Regions from separate parts of the Homo sapiens genome. Here region 2 is linked to region 1. A link is an interaction called in ENCODE POLR2A ChIA-PET data of the cell type or tissue named here. Cell type or tissue: GM12878. All regions are shown on one strand.

Region 1 (2,500 bases):
ATTTGTTCTTTCAGCAAGTGGCAATTGGGCCCTCTATCTAGGTTTCATTAACTTGAGAGAAGCAGAGAATGAATATGTGAGGGGAAAAAAAAAACTGCCTAATTTCTGTTGTAACAGGTCAAAGACAAGAAAGGCAGATGAAGGTAACATGTGAATGTAAACTTTCCTTCTCTAATCTCAAGCTACAAAATGGCTAGACTGAAATATTCTTGATATATTCTTACTTGAGAGAGGAAATGGACAAACAACTTTTGATTTTACTTTAGACAACTTCTTATCCCCTCTCTCCATATTATTATAAAAGCCCATATGAGAAGTAAAAGTGTGAGCCAAAATAGTTTGGGTCAAAGTTTTAAAACCTCTTTACTATACAGAGGTATGAAACCAACATGTCCAACAAACAGAAAACACCAAAGCAGAAATAATTTAAAATCAAAGAAAAAAAATCACTATCACTATAAAGACTCTTCTACAGTTAAGACTTCTACATTACTTCCTAGATCCAGAAACTCAGGCTAAACTCCTCTTCTTTACTCCCTACTCCATTGCTTGCTAAACCTCTCTCCTTGCATCCATAAAGCACATCTAATCTCCTTGGTTCTCCTTCCTTGCTGTTTTAAGGATTTTATTGTAATCACTATGGGTAATAACAAAAAAACATTAAGAAATTATGAAGTTTTTAAAACCTTATAAAATACTCTGGGACCTCAAATATTCTCATTTTACTGGGAAGAACTAATGATGTCAAGTAATATGAATTCATGTACTCTAGTCCCAAAACAGTAAATTGCATTTCTACGACCCTAAACATTAGGTGACGTATTTCAAAGTCTTTCTTTAACACAAGCATGACATGGAGATGGCAGTGGTGGTGTTAGTGGTGATAAGACCAAATTAAGACCTTTGGAGGTCCCAAGTACAGAAAATATAATAGTATAGCCCTCTATTCTCTCCCTATTAAATACAAAATAAAAACAATACTAAACAGCTAACATTTAATCCAATAAATTCTTATTTCTTTCCTAATTCTACTTCAGTATTTTTTTAAATGTTAGGTAGTAAATGCTTTCAATTGTTTTTCAAATTCTTTTCTTTCTGCTTTGCTGATACCCTAAGCTTTTGTTTGATAAAAAGCTGTGGCTAATCAGTACTAAGTGCTAATAAACAGAAGTAAAAGCAGTTGCAACTTGAAGAGGTCTGCTCTACATCAGATATTTTACATGCATTATTTATAATTCTTGTCACATCTATAAAAAGGAGAGATTATCAATCCTGTTTTGCTGATAAAGAATGAACTCAAAGAAGCTAGACAAGATGCCCAAGGTCACTCATGCAGTAAATGGCAGAGTTGAGTACCTGAAATAGGCCTTTATGTCTCCCAGGTCTGATCCATTAGACATACTGCCTGTAGGGCATTTCTTCAGAACTAGCTCCTGGACAAAAATTTCATTTCAGAGAAACATTGAAAAATGCTTTTTAAATGCATCATTTGGTAGTACTCAAATTTTCCATGGAACCTAATCACTGATAATCCTAGATAATAACTGTAAATATATAGCCCAGACTGCTACACTGCACAACTCCAGTAGGAAAAAAGAAAAAAAAATTTTATGTGAATGATGTCCCCTGGAATTGTGTGATACAGTTGAGTGTGCAACCCCAATGCTTGTCAAAGACCTTGTCAGGGCCATTTACTATTCTATTTTGGAAAAAAACTTTTTTTTTTTTTTTTTTGAGAGGGAGTCTCGCTCTGTCGCCCAGGCTGGAGTGCAGTGGCACGATCTTGGCTCACTGCCAGCTCCACCTCCCAGGTTCACACCATTCTCCTGCCTCAGCCTCCCCAGTAGCTGGACTACAGGCGCCCACCACCACACCTGGCTAATTTTTTGTATTTTTAGTAGAGACAGGGTTTCACCATGTTAGCCAGGATGGTCTCGATCTCCTGACCTCGTGATCTGCCTGCCTCAGCCTCCCAAAGTGCTGGGATTACACGTGTGAGCCACTGTGCCTGGCCACTATCATTGTTTTTTAAAGCCAATAAGCATTCTCGGAATGTTAAAGAAAAGTTTTTGTTGTTGTTGTTTTGAGACAGGGTCTTGCTATGTTGCCCAGGGTGATCTCAAACTTCTGGGCTCAAGCGATTCTCCTGCCTCAGCCTCCTGAGTAGCTGGGATTACACACTTGTGCCATCAGGACCAGCTCAAGAAAGATATTTTACAGCCTGGGCAACACAGTGAGACCTTGTCTCTACAAAAAAATTAAAAACTAGCCAGACATGGTGGCACACACCTGTGGTCCCAGCTTCTCGGGAGACTGAGGTAGAAGAACTGCTTGAGTTCAGAGTCGTCTGAGGCTACAGTGAGTGATGATCACACCACTGCACTCCAGTCTGGGTAACACGGCAAGACTCTGTCTTTTAAAGAAAAAAAAAAAAAAAAAAGGGAAGATATCTTAAAGCACACGAAAATAAAAATACACCAAAAGTCAATTGTAAGAAAAT
Region 2 (2,500 bases), 120 kb before region 1:
AGGGATTACAGATGTGAGCCACCACACCCAGCCAAGAGAGTCTTATGGTTTACCTTTTAACCATGAAAAAATAATGTATCTTATTTTCTTCATTTAGAAGATTCACTTTGCAAAGACAACGATATAACTGAAGAAAGTATGTTCAGCCTTTGATATGACAACCACTCAACTTATTTGTGAAAGTATTAGTAAAAATAGTTCAAATTCGTAAAAATATTTAAAAATTACATATATCAGCTAATTTCTGACTAAAATTTATATAGCAGTGTTTGTTGAGATTTCTTCTCAGAGTGGGCTTTCAAGAATTTATAAATTTATTACTACTTAAGACTCACAAAGTACCCTTCTGCAAAATACTAAATATACTAAATGTACTGAAATGTGCCAGGATTCTTTCTGCAAATTTATTTAATTAGTGATATCACTTTTTTTTTTTTTAAGAGACAAAATTGGCTGGGCACAGTGACTCACACCTGTAATCCCAGCACTTTGGGAGGCTGAGGCGGGTGGATCACAAGGTCAGGAGTTCAAGACCAGCCTGGCCAAGATGGTGAAACCCCCGCCTCTACTAAAAATACAAAAATGAGCCAGGCATGGTGGTGGGTGCCTATAATCCCAGCTACTTAGGAGGCTGAGGCAGAGAATTCCTTGAACCTGGAAGGTGGAGGTTGCAGTGAGCCGAGATCACAACACCACACTCCAGCCTGGGCGACAGAGCAAGGCTCTGTCTCAAAAAAAAAAAAAAGGGGAGAGAGAGACAAAATCTCGGCATGTTGCCTAGGCTAGATTGATATCACCTTTTTAAGGTACTAAGGTATTTAAATGATTCATTTCTTTCAGTATTTACAGAGATTCTTTGGGTAATATTTGTTTAATGTCTCTGGAACAATAAACATATTTGATTTTTCAAAGTACTTTTTCTGAATCTGGAAGCTCGAGTGTAATATCAGTAAGATAAGGAGACTTAATAGAGTTGCCACGAGCCTTAAATAAGGTTAACATATATAAACCACTTATCATAATGCTTGGCACAGAAGAAGTGCTCCAAAAAAAGTAATTTTATTTTAATGCTGACAAGACATAGAAATTAAAAGTATGGGTGCTAGAATCAGCAGTGTCTAGACTGGAGTCTCAGTTCTGCTACATCATAGCTAGGTAACCTCACTGAACATCAATCTGTAAACTGGAGATAATAAATACCACCTCTCCCAGAGAATACTGGAAAAGGCTTAAATAAAATAATCATCAGTGGTGAGGCACCTCAGCATACCATGCAGCAAATTATTATGTGGTATATATTGACGTTGTTACATTATTTTATAGACCCATTTACAATTCTTTATATAATTAATATGCCACATGCTGTTGTAGGCAGCTTCTAAAATGGTTGCCAACTATCTCTGCGTCCACTATTCATGCCCTTGTATCATCTCCTCCTCTTGAGTGTTGGCTGCACCTAGTGACTTGTTTCTTAAATAGAATACAGTAAAAGTGACAGAATTTCATTTCCAAGATAAGGTTACAAAAGACTGGAGCTTCTGTGTCTTGCTCACATTGTCCCTGCTTGCTTATTCTGATGATACAAGCTACCATACTGTCAGCCATCATGCTGAGAGGCCCATGTGGAAAGGAGCTGAGGGCAGCCTTCAGACAACAGCCAACGAAGATTTAAAGTGCTCAGTCCTAAGACCACAAGCACCTCACAAGGTTGTTGAATCCCGCCAATGACCAGTGAACGTGAGCAAGCTTAGAAATGCACCATCACCAGTCAAGCCTCAAGACAGCTGTAGCTTTGGTCCACATCTTGAATGCAGGCTTTTTAAAGACCCTCACCTAGGAGATGGAGCTTAGCCAGAGGATCCAGCTAAACCATCCCTAAATTCTGACCAACAGATAATAAATTGTTGCTTTAAACCACTTAGTCTAAAGGTAATGTGTTACATAGCAATAAATAATTAATACATATGACTACCTCCTCTAGTAGGTTAAAAGCCTGATCTTCACTTCATGTGTTATTTTCTGTCTCTAGCAAGTTATAGAAAGCCCTGGGCACAGAATAGGCATTCAAGTTGCAGGACAGAACTGAGTCTTAATCACATTTCCTTATGTATTCTGCTAATACCTCTTATACATACCATAAAACAAAACTCAATTTACAGCAAATAAGAGATTTAACAGATACAATTACAATTATTGGTTTTATACTAATACCAGAGGTAAAAAAGCACATTTATTAATAGCTGCTAAACAGAGTTCCATCTCCAACCATGAAAGAATAACTACTAGATTAGCCTCACATATAAACTAGAAAACTTTAAAAAACATATTTAGAAAAACTGTTTTCAGATATTGGGCAAAGGTCAAAGAAGACTGTAATGTCTGAGAGAAAATTAACAATAAAAGTAAGCCCTATGATCACTTTAGCCTTCTGCCTAGAAGCATTTGCTGAACACCAGCACAGAAAGGAAGAACCCAAACAAAACACAGCCATCTTCCTCAG

Evidence for each region. ChIA-PET counts read pairs that join two places held together with the same protein. Peaks named below come from ENCODE experiments on the same cell type or tissue, not always from the same donor. Only the 100,000 strongest peaks of a DNase experiment are listed, where the experiment ranks them.
Region 2: POLR2A ChIA-PET joins it to region 1 with 10 read pairs; 4 of 35 experiments call an interaction of 5 or more read pairs at or near these places.

What each region holds. Positions count from the first base shown.
Region 1 is chr14:65,435,863-65,438,362 of GRCh38, reverse strand. The region is part of intron 1 of FUT8 (fucosyltransferase 8); the gene reads right to left. Among named protein-coding and RNA genes, the nearest start is that of FUT8, 24 kb to the right of the region's middle. In GM12878, no CTCF peak of the experiment used is centred here; no DNase peak of the experiment used is centred here; H3K27ac peaks cover 775 bases.
Region 2 is chr14:65,555,582-65,558,081 of GRCh38, reverse strand. The region is part of intron 2 of FUT8 (fucosyltransferase 8); the gene reads right to left. Among named protein-coding and RNA genes, the nearest start is that of MIR625, 86 kb to the right of the region's middle. In GM12878, no CTCF peak of the experiment used is centred here; no DNase peak of the experiment used is centred here.